Regions from separate parts of the Homo sapiens genome. Here region 1 is linked to region 2. The links are chromatin contacts, found by Hi-C or POLR2A ChIA-PET in ENCODE. All regions are on one chromosome and are shown on one strand. The core of a region is the stretch at or near the end of the contact, and the rest is flanking DNA. Distances in the headings are between cores, read along the strand shown.

Region 1 (3,730 bases), core at 241-2,740, 3.1 Mb before region 2:
CAGGCTCCCGCCACCGCGCCCGGCTAATTTTTGTATTTTTTAGTAGAGACAGGGTTTCACCATGTTGGCCAGGCTGTTCTCGAACTGCTGGCCTCGTGTTTCACCCGCCTCGGCCTCCCAGAGTGCTGGGATTACAGGCGTGAGCCACCGCGCCGGGCCAGCACATCTTTATTGAGTGCCAACTGGGCGCCTGCCCGAACTAGGAGCCGGGGGCCCGTCTTGGTTCCTATTCATCCCTCCGGGATGTTTTGGGGATGTTTCCTGAGCCCGCATCCCCAGGCTTCGGGGTCGGGGGGCTTGTGAGCCACAGCAGCAGCCGCCTTTCTGCTGTTTCTGGAAAACCAGGACCTAGTGGAGGAAGAGCGCGTTCCTCTTTTCTTCCAGACCACTAACAACCTCAGACGCGCGTCTCTAACTGGGCGTTAGTCCAGATTCCCACCGGGCGCGAGGGACATTTCCTTGCTGCCCACTCGGGGCGCCCCCGCGCTTCTCCAAAGCGGGAAGGGCGGGGCTTAGGCTGTTGCCTTGGCAACCGAGGGTGCCCGCAGTACTAGGAAATTGTAGTGGACCTGCAGCTGGCCGCCTGCGGGGGTTTGCGGGGGGCAGGGTAAACTGTGCCCGGGTTAGGTCATTGGAATATGCGTTGACAATGACACACAGGTGCACACACGCACAAATACGAGTCTTGCCCCCACACGCTTTTCTTTTGCACAAGCTATTCCCTGCATGTACATGCAGCCTCTTTGCACACACACTGGCCCGTGTGCAATTAATCCCTTGTAATGGTACCCTCTACATCACGCACACAGTCAGGCATCAGGAAGCCAGAGAGACTGATGGAGATGCACACTTTGAAAACCACAGGCTGATCCTCAGAAATACTCAAGCACGGTCATACACACAACCGTAAGACTACACATTCACACAAGAAAGGCACATGCACAGGAAAGCAGACACGCACACACACACAAACCCCCAGAAATGCACACACGCAGACAGGTAGACACATACCCTTAAAATCACACGCACACAGAAATACACTCGGAAGACATAACGCTGACACAAGCAGGCAGACATCAACGAACACACCCCCCCCCCAAAAATATAAGCGCGCAGAAACCCACTGACGGACACCATGCAGACACACAAGCGTACACATACACCCAGACCCCCAAGAACATATGCAGACCCTGCGCGCGCACACACATTACACGCGCGCACATGCACATTCGCGGCCCCAGCGTCTGCTTCTTCCGCGGGACTCTGCCCCGGGGCGCCGGGGCAAGGGGCGGGGTAAAGACGGCCCTCCCCTGGGCCACCGGCCGGCCTCCCTCCCCCGGGAGACTCACCGGGCCCAACGGGATGAGCGGGCGGGCCCCGCCCAGGCGGAACCAGCAGCCGCACAGCGCCCCGACCATGGCTGCCTCCGCAGCTCCGCGGGCCGCTCCGGCTCTAGGCGGCCAGGAGCGCGGCCATCTCGGCGCGCCTGCGCACTCCGCAGCCGCGGGCCTGCAACCCAGTTACCGAGTCGTCTGCGTGGAGGGGGTGCTGGGGGCAGAGCCCCAGCGCTCTCTGGCCCGCTCCCCGCCCAGATTTTCGGAACTGTTTTTGGCTTGAGAGCCGGCGGAGAGCCATGTGGCTTCTTCTCAGTGGAACATCTCCACCCTGGCTCAGTTCTCTGGCCTGTATAATGGAGTTAAGGATAAAACCCACCGCACAGGGTTGTCCTAGGTTCTTAAGGACGGGTCAAGCCTCAGAACAGTGTCCGGAGCAGAGGCCTCGTTGTGTAAATGCCAGATATTGTTATGCAGCAGCTCCAGGTCTTGGCCGACCCACTTTCCTGACTCCTACCCACTCCTCCCCACCCCCTCCCCGACGCACACCCACGGTCAGAGCCTGGGCTGGCCCTGGGCTCGTTCACGTCTACTCATGGCGCCTGCCCTGGTTGGCGATGTGTTACCAACGTCTGGCCTGTCCCAGCCCAAGGCTCCGCGTGGCGACCAGGCCCAGCACTGGGAGGCTGTGCAGAGCGTGGCGTTTACTGCTTATTGCTACTCTGCAGAGGTTGGCAACATCTGACCCGCTCTACTGGCAGGAAACAGGCTCGGGGGCATTGGGAAAACGATCAAGGCCACTTGGCTGGACACTGGCGGAGCCTCGCACTCAAACCTGTCGGGCCTCAACTCCGTGCCAGGCCAACAAGTTGCCCTGGGCAGTTCAAGCTGGGGATAAGGGGGATGGGGAGCAGGAAGACAGCAGCAAGGATGCGATCCCGAAGGAACTTTCCTCCTCAGACTGCTCCATGTCCATGTGGGGCAGGTCGCTGAAGAGTTCGAAACCGTGCTCAGCACCGCGTTTGGGGCATGTGAGACCGAGAGGCTTTGGGAAACTGACGCCGCTGTGAGAACGAGTTTAGCGGAGTCTATGGACGCTGCGAGCTTGTGGCCACAAGAGGGCGCCCCGGAGCACGGCCCAGTCCCCGCCCCCGCTGGATGGGGCCCGGCCTCTTCCCAGCGTTCCTCCTCCGGCCCCAGGTCACCGCCAGCACGCGCCTGCTTCCCGTCTGCGCGAGTCCACGCAGCTCCCCAGGTACCCGCCCTGCACTCCTGACCCTTTCTTCTCTCCAGTCAAAATCCAACCCCACCTACCCCAAGTCTTCCTTTCTCGGATCCCTGGGTCCCCTCCTTGGGAGTTGCCACCATTCCCTCCCGGTGCTCCCTTCCAGAGCTAGCGAGCCAGAACCGTAGTCCGCGGAAGCAACCTGACCGCGAGGTCAACGCGTTGGGCCCCAGGTGGCAGCGCGTTGAGCACCCCGCATCCCCGGCGGGTCGCCTTTCCCACTGGGCGCTTCGGTTTCCGCCTCTAGAAAATGGGCTTTCCGGTGTGGAAGCGCGCCTGTGGTTCCAGCTACTGGGGGTGAGCCGGGAGGATCACTTGAGCCCAGGAAGGTCAAGGCTGCAGTGATCCATGATTGCGCCACTGCACTCCAGCCTGGACGACAGAGCGAGACATCTTCTCTTAAAAAAAAAAAAAAGAAAAAAAAAAAAACCGAAGAAAATGGGCTTTTAGTTCCGGCGCGGTGGCTCACGCCTGTAATCCCAGCACTTTGGGAGGCCAAGGTGGGTGGATCACTTGAGGTCAGGAGTTCCGGACCAGCTCGGCCAACATGATGAAACCCCGTTTCTACTAAAAATATAAAAATTAGGCCGTGCACGGTGGCTCACGCCTGTAATCCCAGCACTTTGGGAGGCTGAGGCGGGCGGATCACGAGGTCAGGAGATCGAGACCACCCTGGCTAACACGGCGAAACCCCGTCTGTACTAAAAAAAAAAAAACAAAAAATTAGCCGGGCGTGGTGGCGCGTGCCTGTAGTCCCAGCTACCCGGGAGGCTGAGGCAGGAGAATGGCGTGAACCCGGGAGGCGGAGCTTGCAGTGAGCGGAGATGTGCCATTGCACTCCAGCCTGGGCGACAGAGCGAGACTCCGTCTCAAAAAAAAAAAAAAAAAAATTAGCCAGGCATGGTGACGCACGCCTGTAAACCCAGCTACTCGGGAGGCTGAGGCAGGAGAATCGCTTGAACCCAGGAGGTGGAGGTTGCAGTGAGCCGAGATCATGCCACTGCACTCCATTCTGGGCAACAAGAGTGAAACTCTGTCCCAAAATAAATAAATAGAATAAAATAAAATAAAATGGGCTTTTTACCCCAATTTGGGCTCCCTCTGGCCTGCA
Region 2 (3,571 bases), core at 673-3,172:
GGTCTCGATCTCCTGACCTCGTGATCCGCCCGCCTCGGCCTCCCAAAGTGAGGAGGATTATTTGAGTCCAGGAGATTGCAGCGAGCCATGATCACGCCACTGCCCTCCAACCAGCCTGGGTGTAATCCCAGCTGTAATCCCAGCTACTCGGGAGGCTAAGGCAGAACTGCTTGATCTGGGAGATGGAGGCTGCAGTGAACCGAGACTGCACCACTGCACTCCAGCCTGGGCAACACAGTGAGACTCCGTGTCAAAAAAAAAAAAAAAAAAAGAAATTGCTCACAGGCTTCTCACCAACCAAATATTTAGGTGGGGAAAACTCCAGGCTCCTCCAAAAAAAAAAGAGAGAGAACTCCATTTCATACTAAATGTTCTAGGTGCACATTTAAATGAAAATTTAATTTTTAATCATCTCAAAGTTAAATATCCGAATTCTACTTGAAAAAGTGGGCCGGGCACTTTTTCAAAAAAAATTTTTTTAAAGGTCATGCACAGTGGCTCACGCCTGTAATCCCAGCACTTTAGGAGGTCAAACCGGGAGGATAGCTTGAGCCCAGCAGTTCAAGACCAGCTTAGGCAACCTATTAAGATCACGTATCCACAAAAAATTTTACAAATTAGCCAGGTGTGGTGGTACGTGCCTGTGGTCCCAGCTACTTAGGAGGCTAAGAAAGGAGGATCACTTGAGCCCAGAAAGTCGGGGCTGCAGTTAGCTGTGATCGCCGCCACTGCACTCCAGCCTGGTGACAGCAACTTTGTCCCGCCCACCAAAAAAAAAAAAAAAAAAAATTTCCTCCAGAGCCAAAGTCACATGTTCAGGGGACCTAACAACCAACCATCCTGGGCTTGCCCACCACGCACAGAACACGTAAGTTTTAGTGAGTCTGAAGACGTTTACTCCAGATATGATCACTAGCGCTGAATTCAGGTCATTTACTAACTACACCTCCGAAGAAAAACGACTTGGCACAAAACTAGAAATCAGCAATTTCGTTTCAAAATCCTACACTTTGTATCTGTCTTTTCTAATACGGTGACCACTAGCCACATGTGGTTATTTAAATTTAATTACACTTAAAAAGTAAGTAAAATTTAAAATTTAGTTTCTCAGGTGCACTAGCCTACAGGTCAAATGCTTAACGGCCACGTGTGGCTAGTAGCTACCATGCTGAACAGCAAAGGTAAAGAACATGTCGCTATGACAGAAAGTTCTATGGGACCAGGCAATGAACAGTACTAAGGAGAAGTCATCCAAGAACGCGGCTGCCCAACCAGCTTCTGGCGAGGCGGCGGCACAGCTCCGGGGCCGCACATCCCTAGGGGCGCCGCGGGCTCCGGGATATTCGCGCGGACGCGGAGCCCGCGAGCTGGGGATACCCTCCACAGGCGGGCGTTAAACCGCGCGGGCAGCGCTGCGAGAGCTCCCAAAGATGACTCGAGTGGTGAGCCCCGAGGCGGCGCGTTTCCCCGCCGCGCCAGACAGGGAGAGAGGGCCTAGATGTGCCGGCGCCGGTTGGTCAGAGGCGGTGGCCTCTGACCTTTCCGAGAGCTGAGAAGGCGGCGGGAGGAAAAAAGGCAGACACACGCTGGGCGCCCGGCCGCTGACGGCGGGTAATGCTCGGACAACGTGCCGGCGACGGGGAGCGCCCGGGCCTCCCGGGCGACGGCGAAGGCGGAGTCCCGGCCCGGCCAGGGAGGCGCGCGGAGAGGCCCCCCCAGCGGCCAGCCAAGGTAAACAAGGCCGTGACGTGCGCCGCGCACTTACCGGGAGCTGCGGCCTCGCGGCCGCTGAGCCCGAACAAGCCAGACCGGGTCAGGCCGGGCCAGAGGGACCGGATTGGGGCGAAGCGGCAGCGGAGGCGGCGGGCCGACGCCGGTCAAGCCCGCGCTGCTTCCTCCAGAAGAGTCGTCCCCACAGCTCCGGAAGTGCTTGGCGCCGTTGCGTCACTTCCGGATCGGGGTCGACCCACGGTCGCTCGGGTCGCGACAGGCTCCCGGCTAGAGGGCCTGTTTAGCGCCGCCTCCTTGAAACTTAGCGCTCTGACCCAGAGTCTGACCAGGGTACGGCAGGCGCCGACCGCGTCTGGAGCCACTATTCGCCTACCAGCGTCTCCCGTCGAGATGTTTTTAACCAGCGCGTTTCTCACCGGCTTCTCATTTCACTGTTTGTACTCCGGGATCGGGCACGGAGAAGACATCCTGGCGTCAGTGGAGCAGATAACCATTGTTTCTCGGCCGCTATCTGGTCAGAGGGGAGCTGGGCCGGGAAATTCTGCCTACACCCCGAGGCGGTCGCAGGGTGGCCCCAGAGCCGCAACCACACCAGGCTTTCGCTTCCCCTGCCGAGGCCTCGTTCGCCGCGCAGTTCTCCGACTTACGGTCACCGTGCAAGATTGCATCTTAACTGCCTTGCTTGCAGTTTCTTTTCACAGTATAGGAGTTGTCATCATGACTTCCAGTTACCTTCTGGGACCGGTTGTCAAATGATGTGGCTAGAGACGGAGGCTCACTCAGATTGTTGCTGCACCACAATGGAAATGCCAGTATGAAGCCGCTGATGTTAGGAAGGCTCCAGGTTGTGCAATTCCATAGACAACAAATCAAATCATTTCCAACCATACTGGAGTCGCGTATATACATATTCAAGACACCTGTGCAGGCCGGGCGCGGTGGCTCAAGCCTGTAATCCCAGCACTTTGGGAGGCCGAGGCGAGTGGATCACGAGGTCAGGAGATCGAGACCATCCTGGCTAACACGGTGAAACCCCGTCTGTACTAAAAGTACAAAAAAATTAGCCGGACGTGGTGGCGGGCGCCTGTAGTCCCAGCTACTCGGGAGGCTGAGGCAGGAGAATGGCGTGAACCCGGGAGGCGGAGCTTGCAGTGAGTCGAGATGGCGCCACTGCACTCCAGCCTGGGCGACAGAGCGAGACTCTGTCTCAAAATAAAATAAAATAAAATAAAAAATAAAACAAATAAAGACACCTGTGCTGGCTGGTCGCTGTGGCTCATGCCTGTAATCCCTGCACTTTGGGAAGCCGAGGTGGGAGGATCGCTTGAGCCCAAGAATTTGATGTAGTGAGACCCCCCTCCTTTCTACAAAAAAATTAAAAATTAGCTGGGCGAGGTGGCACACACCTGTGCATCCCAGCTACTCAGGGGGCTGAGGTGATATAGGATCGCTTGAGCCGAGGAGGTCGAGGCTGCAGAGTGCCAAGATCGCACCACTGCAGTCCAGCATCGGTGATAGAAGGAGACCCTGTCTCAAAACAACAATAACAAACCATACAATGTAGAAAGCCATTAAAAATCATGCCGCGTGGCCGGGCACCGTGGCTCACGCCTGTAATCCCAGCACGTTGGGAGGCCGGAGCCGGCAGATCACGAGGTCAGGAATTCGAGACTGGCCTGACCAGCATGGTGAAACCCTGTCTCTACTAAAAATTTACAAAATTTGCCGGGCGTGATGGTGGGCGCCTGTAGTCCCAGCTACTCGGGAGGCTGAGGCAGGAGAATTGCTTGAACTCGGCAGGCGGAGGTTGCAGCGAGCAGAGATCGCGCCACTGCACTCC

Evidence for each region. A loop is a pair of places that touch in the nucleus more often than their neighbours do. ChIA-PET counts read pairs that join two places held with the same protein, here RNA polymerase II (POLR2A). Pooled maps may share reads with other maps.
Region 1: a loop to region 2 is called in a pooled map, with 5 times the contacts of the local background. The contact joins the promoter of ABHD14A here to the promoter of ARIH2 in region 2. A Hi-C loop is called at or near these places in 2 of 50 pooled maps. POLR2A ChIA-PET finds 5 or more read pairs at or near these places in 2 of 52 experiments (GM10248 and activated T-cell).

Annotation. Positions count from the first base shown.
Region 1 is chr3:51,972,824-51,976,553 of GRCh38, reverse strand. ABHD14A (abhydrolase domain containing 14A) reads right to left here and starts at 1,490. Exons shown (of 5, transcript NM_015407.5): 1 at 1,350-1,490. The coding sequence starts at 1,418. ABHD14B (abhydrolase domain containing 14B) reads left to right here and starts at 2,505. Exons shown (of 4, transcript NM_001146314.2): 1 at 2,505-2,589. ABHD14A-ACY1 (ABHD14A-ACY1 readthrough) reads right to left here and starts at 1,490. Exons shown (of 17, transcript NM_001316331.2): 1 at 1,350-1,490. RefSeq lists silencers at 287-581, 1,187-1,566, 2,397-2,566, 2,787-2,936 and enhancers at 2,167-2,346, 2,380-3,316.
Region 2 is chr3:48,917,193-48,920,763 of GRCh38, reverse strand. It overlaps ARIH2 (ariadne RBR E3 ubiquitin protein ligase 2), which reads right to left and starts at 1,922. Exons shown (of 16, transcript NM_006321.4): 1 at 1,766-1,922. It overlaps ARIH2OS (ARIH2 opposite strand lncRNA), which reads left to right and starts at 1,379. Exons shown (of 1, transcript NR_161301.1): 1 at 1,379-2,976. RefSeq lists enhancers at 792-1,542, 1,543-2,294, 2,020-2,489, 2,295-3,045 and silencers at 1,600-1,679, 1,750-1,849.